Linked DNA regions of Mus musculus: region 1 is linked to region 2. A link is a contact called in ENCODE Hi-C or POLR2A ChIA-PET data. All regions are on one chromosome and are shown on one strand. Each heading gives the region's core, a stretch centred on a gene start or an enhancer-like site at or near the end of the contact. The rest is flanking DNA. Distances are from core to core; before and after follow the strand shown.

The links. A loop is a pair of places that touch in the nucleus more often than their neighbours do. ChIA-PET counts read pairs that join two places held with the same protein, here RNA polymerase II (POLR2A).
Region 1: a map of mature B cell shows a loop between it and region 2 (7-fold over the local background). The contact joins the promoter of Uty here to the promoter of Eif2s3y in region 2. A Hi-C loop is called at or near these places in 2 of 37 maps with a recorded cell type or tissue (mature B cell and mouse embryonic stem cell). POLR2A ChIA-PET finds 5 or more read pairs at or near these places in 1 of 5 experiments (embryonic stem cell).

What each region holds. Positions count from the first base shown.
Region 1 is chrY:1,242,855-1,248,529 of GRCm38, reverse strand. Uty (ubiquitously transcribed tetratricopeptide repeat containing, Y-linked) reads left to right here and starts at 2,771. Exons shown (of 27, transcript NM_009484.3): 1 at 2,771-3,123; 2 at 3,311-3,374. The coding sequence starts at 2,978.
Region 2 is chrY:1,007,335-1,013,064 of GRCm38, reverse strand. It overlaps Eif2s3y (eukaryotic translation initiation factor 2, subunit 3, structural gene Y-linked), which reads right to left and starts at 2,470. Exons shown (of 12, transcript NM_012011.2): 1 at 2,380-2,470; 2 at 1,742-1,805; 3 at 1,098-1,225; 4 at 896-1,017. The coding sequence starts at 2,448.

The DNA.
Region 1 (5,675 bases), core at 1,522-4,021, 240 kb before region 2:
AATAGTGGAAGAAATAAGTCAGCTCTTGCTCCCTCCCTTACCTCTATTCTCTAGCTCTTTTGCTCCCCTGCTCCCCCTCTCTCCCCATCCCCTTCCTTGCTCTCTCTATGTGGTCATGGCTGCCTTCTGCTTCTCTACTATCTCACACTCTTTGCCTTTCTACAATAAATGCCTTAAAACCAAAAAATAAAAAATAAGAAAAAAGTCAGCAGAGGAGAATGAAAGGATGGACTACTACTACTTCAGAACTGTTTAAACCTGAGAATTTTGAGGAGAAAGATTGTTTAGTTTCAACCCTTACAAGGGACTGAGGTACATATTTTACATATTAAAGCAGTCCTGGCCTCCAGATTCTCCTAGCATCCCTCAGTCCCAACCTGGCATTCTGTCTCCAAACCTAAACTTTTCAGGTCAGAGGCTGGGCTACCTTTCCCCCAGAAGCTTCTCCCTATATAATCCAGACATTTGGACAATGACTCCCCCCCCCATGTCCCCCTCCTTTTCCTTTTCCTCCTCTTCTTCCTCTTCCTCCCCACCTTGTCTTATCCTCTTTCTCTCTCTCTGTCTATCTCTCTCTCTCTCTTCTCCCTTCTCTGTGTACATGAGCTTTCTCTCTCCATGGTAACTTCCCTGGCCTCAGTTATTGGGGCCAGTGAACTTGCCCAAGAGCAGCTTCCCAATAAGCCTGCCTATATATAAAATATTAAAGACCTGTTCCACAATATCCAACTAAAGCAAGCTTTATTTAACACTGACTAGGAAGTTCAACACTGACTACATTCATGCCAGGATTCCAAGAGAAATGGCTTTGAATTAAAATCAGTCATGTGATCATGCAAAGAAACCTCTACAAATCTATGAACTTTCCATATTTGTCCAATTAGGGGTAAGCATACATCCTCACTGACTTCCTGTCTGCATATTTCTCACCTGTGTGTGATCAAGCATATCCTGAGCACTTGGGGCAACAAACCTTGCTATTGAACTAAAACACAACCTCCAGTATTCTGCAGTTATTTGTCCTTAGGTAAGTGTAGCATACACATTAACTTTAAAGAATTCCCAGAGCTGATTTTTTGTTTGTTTGTTTGTTTGTTTGTTTGTTTGTTTTTGAGAGAAAGTTTTTCTGTGTAGCCCTGGCTGTCCTGGAACTCACTCTGTAGACCAGGCTTCCTCAAACTCAGAAATCCACCTGCCTCTGCCTCCCAAGTGCTGGGATTAAAGGCGTGCACCACCACGGCTGGCTCTGACTTTTTTTTTTTTTAAGAGTTACTTTATTTATATGAGTACACTGTTACTGTTTTCAGACACCCCAGAAGAGGGCATTGGATCCCATTACAGATGGTTGTGAACCACCATGTTGGTGGTGGGAATTGAACTCAGGACCTCTGGAAGAGCAGTCAGTGCTCTTAACCATACCATGCAGTTAGTATCTGAGAGTAAAGTAGCAGAAGCTATACACCGTCTGAGAATCAATTCTTGTAGTGTAGGCTTCTGGAGTCCCAGAAACTGCTTTTCAAGTTAAATTGGGTGCAGGGAGGGAGGGGGAGAATAGGTCTAATTGTTTCTGAAACCTTTTGGCAGAAGGGTAAAAGATAAGTCAGATTGCCTGTTTTTTGCATCTTATGGCTTCCAGGTCTGCAAAGTGTTTTAGAAGCTTCCTAGAATTTTGTTATGGAAGCTTTTGAAAAGACTTAGACATGTTTTGTGGACCTGGTTTGGGGGTAGGGAATTTACTTGAAGAGGGATTAGGTAGTGTTTGCTAGCCAGTCTTCAATACAATTCAAGTTTAAGGTCATCTTAGATTTATAAATATTTGTGTTGGAGACTTGTGATACTGGTTTCTGAGATGGGGAACTAGGTTTCCTTGTGAAGGTCCAGGCCCAGTAAGTAATGGTAATACAAGTCAATTCAAAACTCCTGAGAACAGCAAAATTGGAACTTGTCTTATTATATTTTTTATTATTGTATTATATATAAATGAATGCTCCTCTTACAAAGTGTTGGATCATATTTACAAATTTTAGCTACAACAACCAAAAGGTCAAAAGAAATGGTATTGTTCTCAAATGGTTACTGCATCTTCAAAATGCAATGAGGGATTCCCCCGTCCTTCCCCCCCCCCCGCCCCCTCACGTCACTCCTTGCCCCCGCAGGGATAACCTTTGTGAGGGACTGTTCATTCACTATGATCTGTTGTTTAAGGACAAAGTCATGTGACTTTTATAAAGTTTTTTTGGTTTGATGTGGTTGAGTGGATGGGTAATTAATGAGTTTAGCTATGGTGGTGACAAAAAAACACGACCCAGTTACTCATTGAGGATGATTTCAATTTTAGCTGAATACATTTTGTTTTCCCAACGTGTGTGTCATTACTTCAAGATCTTAATTTTAAAGTTTGCTAGAATTAGTATTAAGGAGCACCGATTCTGGGAACTTAACAGAAGGTGTTCTGTAAGGCAAGAGGAAAATTTTTTTTTTTAACTATTTGGTCTCTAATTGGCTTTCATGTGCCCTAAAAACCGATGTTTGATGTATTTTTTCTTAGTGCTCTTTGTTCCTTGTGAGATCAGTATAGCAATTAAATGAAAGGGTCTGGATATCTAGTGTGGAATAAGAAAGAGTTACAAAGCATACCTAAAACTAATTTCACTGTGGTCGGTAGGTAGAGCTCTTAGGCTGACATCACGAGCTAGCGAAGTAGCAAGTTTAGCTGCACTGGTGATGACGCAAGTCAACAAAAGTCACGTGGGATAAAACGGTTGCTTCCATTGGAAAGCCTGGCTTTAGGGAGAGGTTATGGACGTTACGTGCGGTTCACACTGACGGTATTATAACAACTTTATGCGGATGCTAGCGAAGTTTGATATTCTAAGAACTTCGCTTAGGTTCTGCAACAATGAGTTCTTCTTGCGTTCACCATCTGCGTGGTAATGTGACCAGATAGCCTCTGCCGCTTTCTCCTTTGCCAGTTTCCATGAAATCTTACGGATTATCTCTCACTACTGCTGCCCTAGGTAATGAGGAAAAGAAAATGGCGGCGGAAAAGGCTAGAGGCGAGGGCGAAGAGGGGTCCTTCAGTCTCACAGTCGAAGAGAAGAAGGCGCTTTGTGGATTAGATAGGTACGCACTGCTAATACTTACAGGTTGTCTTTCTCTCTCCGGGTTCAAAAGACTCTCCAGGAGGCCTGACTGCATCTTGCTTGCGGTGACGACTCGCTTTCGCCTAGCACTGTTAACAATGTTTTGGGAGATTTTTTACTGATGTCTTTCTGTGATCATTAACAAGAGCCATGTATTTCTTCCACAGCAGCTTCTTCGGGTTCTTGACCCGATGCAAAGATGGCGCCAAGATGAAGACGCTGTTGAACAAGGTCAGCAACTGTTTAAACATAATTACTTATATTTTTCTCCTAAGCTTTTCACTGTTCCAAGCCTGGAGCCTCTCCCTACTCTGAAAGTGCTCATTATAGCTTTTAGGGATCTTTGAAACTTTTTTTTTCCTTCCCCGTTTCTCCTTTCTTGGCTTACTTTCCTGATAGTTTGAGGCCCTGCCTCAGCATACAGCCCAGAGCACTGCTTATTTTGCAGTTTTTCTGAGGTCAGCTATATCCTCCAGTTACTCATCTCAAGTTATGAGAAGACGCTTGGTTGTTGCAGCCTCTTGTGATATACACACGTTTTATTATTTTCCCATAAGGGACAAGTTATAGGTAAGGAGATAAAGAGTTTCCGTACTTAAAAAGAATTTTTTACGATGCAGTAGTAATACTATGCAGAAATAATACTGAATTCCAGTTTGGAATGTTAATTTTTTTTTTTTTTTACTTCCTTGTAGTTTATTTTCCAGAGAGTGAGAGAGCACACGGCATTTCCTTTGTGAAACTTTGCATTGTCATTTAGTTATTGGCTGCTGGTATCAATCAAGATGGTGGGAAATAGAGGGAGGAGAGGGGAAATGAAACAGTTTTAGAAAGGAAACAGGGTAGTTTTACCAAGAAAATATTAAACCTAGCAAGTACAGGTTAATGAAAAGTATTCCCCATTACTTAAAAGGAGAATTATCAAGTCTTTTTAAACCTTTAAAAAAAGATTCTTAGCCGGGCGGGGTGGCACATGCCTTTAATCCCAGCACTTGGGAGGCAGAGGCAGGCAGATTTCTGAGTTTGAGGCCAGTCTGGTCTACAGAGTGAGTTCCAGGACAGCCAGGGCTACACAGAGATACCCTGTCTCAAAAAAAAAAAAAAAATTCTTAAAGGTAACATATTTAGATACTTGTAAACCATAGCAAAAAAAGCACAGATCTGTGACATACATACTTGTTACCATTATATAGTTTCCGTTCTAATGAAAATCAGTGATTATAAACTTGATAATTTCATACCACCAATGAAGTATTAATAGTATTCTTTTTTGGTTTTTGGAGACAGGGTTTCTCAGTATAGCTCTGGTTGCTATACAGTTAATAGTGTTCTTAACATATATGTGTATATATAAATTTATGTATGTATGTATATATATATATACATATATATATATGCATATTATGCACACATAATTTTTGGTTTGGTTTGGTTGTGAGCCTAGCCTTTAAGGACTGAGTCCAAGATTTAAACACTCTTCAGGTGATATGTATAGAAACATATTTCTGTTTACTAGTAGGTTGCTAGGTTTCTGGTGTACAGTGGGTAATTTTAAATTTGATGTTAACCTCCACACTCTTTTAAGATTTCATGGTAAAAGCTTAAAGAAATGATTTTGTCTAGTTTTTATTTTTATTTTTTAATTTTTTTTATTTTTTTGGTTTTTGGAGACAGGGTTTCTCTGTATAGCTCTGGCTGTCCTGGAACTCACTTTGTAGACCAGGCTGGCCTCAAACTCAGAAATCTGCCTGTCTCTCCCTCCTGAGTGCTGGGATTAAAGGCATGCACCACCACGCCTGACGTGGTTTTTAAAGATATAATTATTTAACTATATCTTAGCATTTCTTTTTTTTTTTTAGAGTAGTAATTCTTATATTATAAAAAAGACTTGGTGTTGAATGTATTTTTGGAGTGACTACAACAACTATGTGTGATCCTGTTTGTCCTAGAACTCACAGACAGAAATATCACTTTCTCTGCTTTCTCATTGCTCATTGCTAAGATTAAAGCCCTGTTTTCCTAAAACTGGCTTCTTTTAAATTTAATAATTTTGTATATATTCATGTCTGGAAGTTATAGGACAAATTGTGGAAGTCAGTTTTCTTCTTCTATCATGTCAGGGCTGGAGGCAAGTCCTTTTACTAGCTAAGCCACTTCCTTGAACTTTCAGTTTATGTGTATAGTGTTTCTACTGCTTGTAGGTCTATTCCACTTGAGTGTCTGGTTCTACTAAGGAGTTTAGAAGAGACAGACCTATGGAACTGGAATTAGTGAAGGTTGTGAGCTTCACTAATCAAACCAGTGTTCTCTTGCAGAGCTCTTTAGTTTATTTAAGTAGCATATATTTTTCAGGTGCTTTGTAATATCAATTTATATGTTAGTAAACTGTTTTCAAATATTGAAATAACAGGTATTTTTTAACTAATTGCAACAGCATTTTAAAAATGAGAAGTTAAAAACAAAATATGAGAAACTATCAAGTGCCACTGTTCTTAGAACATTTATGAGTTGTGCCTTTATTAAACATTGAGT
Region 2 (5,730 bases), core at 1,221-3,720:
TTTATGTATGTCTGTGTGGACCTCCCTCCACATATAGATTTAAATCATACTGGGAATAATTCTGCTGCAAAGGAGTAGCTAAGAATTTGGATGCTTTCAGAACTTCAAAATGAAAAACCTAAGCAGCTTGTAAGGTCTTAAACTTGTGGACCTACTAATTTAGCCTCCCCCAAATGGGAATTACATGCCCTAGTACCAGGCCCAGCCAAATTAATTTAATAGTTACAGGTCTATCATATTATTTCTTTCATATTGTATAGTCTTTGACAGTTTTAGCTTCTTGAATAATCAAAGTATTTATTTTCACTAATTGTACAGTACTGTTTCAGAGGTACCTGCCTTAATTTTCTATTTCTTTCTTTTTAATAAAAGGTTTCACTATGTAGACCAGGCTGGCCACAAACTCAGAGAGGTTTATCTGCCTCTATCTCCCAAATATTGGGATTAAAACATTCACCACTAAACAATGGCCCCAATTTTCACTTTCATCTTTGACTTTGTAATTTGTTTTATTGTCTGCTATTAAATCTATCAAGTTTGAGGGGGAAAACATGAGATATCTGGAAAAAAGAAAATTTTATCTAATGACTTCATCCCTATATAGCAAATCTTATGATTTGTACAAACTAGTTTTGGAGATTTGAACAAATGGTTTTAAAATTATATTTACAGATAAGTAATTTTTTTTTTGAAGTGGTTTATAGATGGTTGATGCAGCCCTTAAAAAAAATTTAGGCTACTAAGCAACTGTCACATCTCCTAGAGAAAAGATATTAGTTAAGTTGTTTTTTTTTTTTTTAACCCACAGTTTACTAAAATAGAAATTTGTATCAATCTGACCTTTAATTAATTACTTAATAATTCTAATTATTTCATTAAGCATTGAAATAATCACCTGACTAGTCTGAAGTTTCCTTTGGTCCCTGGAATATCTGAAGGAAACTCATCAGGTGTACTACTTCCACAAGATCTGTAACATTCTGGTCGAGGACAACTTGAGTCATCAAGCTTATAAATCTGAAAATTTCAAAGACAATAATGAATTTTTGTAATAATTACTAATTAAATAGTTCCTACTTCCACAGTATATTACGTACTTTGGCATTAGCATATCCAAGTTTTATGGTAATATTCCTTTCTAGTTCATTTTTGAATCGGACAGTGTGAACACCAGAAATGGCTTTTACAACTGTAGATTTTCCATGAGCAACATGACCAATTGTGCCTACAAAAAACAAAAAGCTGTTATGCACATAACTACAGCAAGTACTTTAGACTTTATATTATGCATTTATATAAATATAACGTACAATGATATAATGTTAATTTCACCTTTTCACAAACCCTGTTTTCAAATATAACTGAAAAGTACTTTTTTACTATTGGTTAAACTTAAATGCAAGCATTTAATACCAGCACTTTGGAGGCACAGACGGGTAGACCTCTGTGAGCCTGAGACACTCACTTAATCTACAAAGCAAGACTACAAAGTGAGATCCTATCTATCTTCCAAAAGTTCCCTTTTAAAACACCCAAGTCTCGAGGATGTCAGCTTCCAGATTCCTGTGATTTCTGGAATATCTGATGGGAATTCTTTAGGTAACTACTTTTACAAGATCTGTAGCATTCTAACTGGGACAATTGGAGTCTGATAACTTCAAAGAAAATACAGAATTATCTATTGCCATAATCAACAATTAGATCAGAATAGTTTCAACTACCAATTAACAGTTGTTCTTACCTATATTAATTGTGGCTTGTCTGCTGATAATTTCACGTGAAAGCGGAGTCAACTTGGTAACATCCTGCAAGGAGACATTTTTAAGACCATTGCCTTTCAGGAGAAACCAACGTTTTCCTATAACCCATGGGTTTACAATACACATCTCCTTCCTGATCCTATTTTTAAAGGGGTTTTTCCTGTCTCTATCTTACTTTTTAAATTATTTTTAGAAATGTACGGAGAGAAACAGATGTTCTGGAGGTACATTTTCGTAGCAATCTTTAAAGGATTTTAGCGGTCGAGAAAACTAAAAAAAGAACATTATTCTCCGTACAAAATCAATTCAGTTTCACTACATCAGAGCTCGCGGACTTCGACGAAGGTAAAAACTTTTTTTCACGTATTTATAACAAGATTAACGTTTAAACTGTTTATCATATGATCCCCTCTCAAACCGTCTGAGGTTTAAAAAAAAAAAAAAGCCACATTAATAAAGCCTCAACGACAAGCTCTCGGTTCCAGGGTTTGGTCACTGACTGAAATACAGTCGGTATCACCGGTCTCCTTTCTCGCGCCCCAAAACTGCCAGGACAACCTAAACCCAACGCTTTCCCCACTATGGACTTTACATAGCAGTTCAGGAAGGAAAATCTCACCAAAGTGGCAAGATCCTGACGAGAAAGATGCGGCTGCCCGAGAGTGACACCGGCTTCTCCGCCCGCCATCTTGCTCACGAAAGAAGGAAGTGGCTGTGGCCTCCGCTGTCGCGTCACAAAACGCACAAGCCTATGGGCGGGGCTGTAAAATGGCGGATTAAAGGCTGACTAAGAATCTGGCCTGGAAGAACGGGCAGTAAACATAGGTGTAGCCTTATTACGAGGACTTTACTCTGACTGACTTTGTATATTGAGTTGTACGAAACTTACTAAAAAACAATATATAAAGTTCAACAGCTACTTGCCATGGACTTCATAACTATTAGTGCAGGCAACGTCAAGGGCAGCCCCAGTGAAAGCCCCACCCCATCCTAACCTCCATCCCAACCCCTACCCTCACCCCCAACTACGGGGCGGGATTAAAGGTAGCCTCTTGTTTTAGGTTCCATTAGTGTCTCAGACACTTGAATTTTAATGTGAGCGATCAGATTACTTTCTGATTTCTTTTACTAACCCTAACCCTAATTTATTTGCTCAGATGATAATTTAGTTTAATACATCTAGATTGACTGAAGGGTATTTTGTGGTCTTTCTGGACACAAGACGGCTGGTGGATTTTTGGTGAAGAGTTAGGTACCTGCAGAGCAGGGAAAATACCAAAACTGGAGAGCTTGCAATTAATATGCAACACGGTAGAAGTTATTTACATCGTTTAAGACAAAGAATAATAACAAAAAGAACTTGTAAAAACAAATCCAAAAACTGGCGAGCGAGCGAGCGAGCGAGCGAGCGAGAGAGAGAGAGAGAGAGAGAGAGAGAGAGAGAGAGAGAGAGAGAGAGAGAGAGAGAGACACGGAGGGACGGAGAGAGAGACGGAGAGAGACCGAGAGAGAGAGAGAGAGAGAGAGAGAGAGACACGGAGGGACGGAGGGAGAGACGGAGAGAGAGACGGAGAGAGACCGAGAGAGAGACAGAGAGAGAGAGAGAGAGAGAGAGAGAGAGAGAGAGAGAGAGAGAGAGAGAGGGAGAGAGGGAGGGAGAGAGAGAGCGAGGGAGGGAGGGAGGGAGGGAGGGAGGGAGAGACAGAGAGACCGAGAGAGACAGAGAGAGAGACAGAGAGACCGAGAGAGACAGAGAGAGAGAGACAGAGACAGAGAGAGAGAGAGAGAGACGGAGAGAGAGAGAGAGAGACCGAGAAAAGGGGAGGGTAGGCAGGCGTCAAGAGGGAGAGAGAGGACAAGGAAACATAACAAACAAACCCAACAACAACAACTAACAAAACAAACAAACAAAACAAAAGAGCCTGGCGTGGTGGCACACGCAGCACTTGGGAGGCAGAGGCAGGCGGATTTTTGGTCTACAGAGTGAGTTCCAGGGCTATACAGAGAAACCCTGTCTCGAAAAACCAAAACCAACCAAACAAACAAACAAAAACAAAAACAAAACAACAATAAAAAACTGCTTTAATAGAAATAACTATATTTATACATCTATATTTGATATTTAATTTTGGTGAAATAATTTAGGAGGCAAATATCTGTTTAAAAGTAAATATGAGGGTTGTGAAATGGCTCATTGGGTAAGAGCTCTGACTGCTCTTCTGAAGGTCTTGAGTTCAAATCCTAGCAACCACATGGTGGCTCACAACCATCTGTAATGAGATCTGACTCCTTCATCTGGTGTGTCTAAAGACAGCAACAGTGTACTTATTTATAATAATAAGTAAACCTTTTTTTTTTTAAAGTAAATATGGTTTTAATCCTAATACAGGGTCCTGGGAATTTATTTGTTCATGGCAAACTTGATCTGCATAGCAAGTTTCAGGGCAACATGAACTTTATAAACATGATTTCAAAAAACTAAATAGCAAAAAGCAAGGAAACAAAACACAAGGTAGAGGCAAATTTATGCTTAAGAATACTTGAAGCTGGCTGGGGAGATGGCTCAGTGGTTAAGAACACTGACTGCTCTTCCAAAGGTCCTGAGTTCAAATCCCACAACCACATGGTGGCTCACAACCATCCATAATGAGATCTGATGCCCTCTTCTGATGCATCTAAAGAAAGCTACAGTGTACTTAGACATAATAATAAATAAATGTTAAAAAAAAAGAATACTTGGAACTAAAAATATACCTCAGTGGTTAAAGTGCTTTGCTTTGTTTGCAGTTTTAGTTTCCTAGTGATGTTAACATCAAGAAAAGTAGAGGCAGGAGGATCAGAAGTTTAAGGTAGTACTTGTGGTCACATGGAGACATCCTTGAATATATGAAATCCTAAAAGAAAAGAGAGAGAGAGAGAAACCTTATTTGATCTTATTTTATGATAGTGTTATTAATCAATATTTTTGCATTTTACAGATTTTTTTGGAAAATTAAGAAATATAACTGACTATTGTCTCAGTATACTTTATAAATATTGATAATACAGTCAATTATTTTTTTGAAGATATAGGTGAAGTGTACTGTATTGCTTTAGTTGCATTAGCATTTTGATAACCTATCAAAATAATCTTGTGTAAACTCAAAGTCATTTGACTTCTTGAATTGCACCTACTCCTATTTTTTGAGCTGTTAGTCATTCCTTGTCTACCAACTCAAAAGCTGAGTCATCTAATAGCAGGTGAGCTTTATAGCAGATTTTTTTTCTATGAGATTTTCTCCTAGAAATGTCAGATAAGACACCCATGAAATCTCTCCAATATAGGTACCCAAATAAGACCTGAACAAGGAGGAGAAAAAGCTCATGAAGCCTAAACTTTGCATAAGAACTACAGGCAAATTAGGCAGAGAGTGAAAGAAATAGTCTTCCCTAGAAAAAAAGCATAACAAATTTGCTTATGCAATACCAAGTAGTTCCTGTCCACCTAAAGGAGTGTTTGTTTGTTTGTTTTGACTAGCAAAAAGGACATGGCTCTCCATTGTTATATCAATGGTTACATCTCAAAGCTCTCAGGCTCTTCTCACCTCCCCCACTCCTTCTACATGATGCTAGGACGCAGGCTGTTCCAGATCCCTGTTCTCTTTGTAATAGCAAGGTTTTCCCTTGCTCTGACTATCTTCTACTATTTTCTTTCCTGATATTATCAGTATTATCTGTTATTCTCTTCTATTCCCTCTTCTCTTACAAATAGTTCTGGCCATGTCTACTCTGCTTCTTTTTCTCTCAGCTTTGATTTCTCCCAGATGGCTATGGATGTTCTCTCTTTCTTATCCTAACAAAAACCTTTTCTAATCATGGGGTGACTGTCTCAAAGATTTCTTTACTGCACCATTCCTATAAAATATTTAGCTCTAGATTAAACTATCTTTTATCTCCTTTACAGTGAGAGATTGTTTCTTATATTAATCAC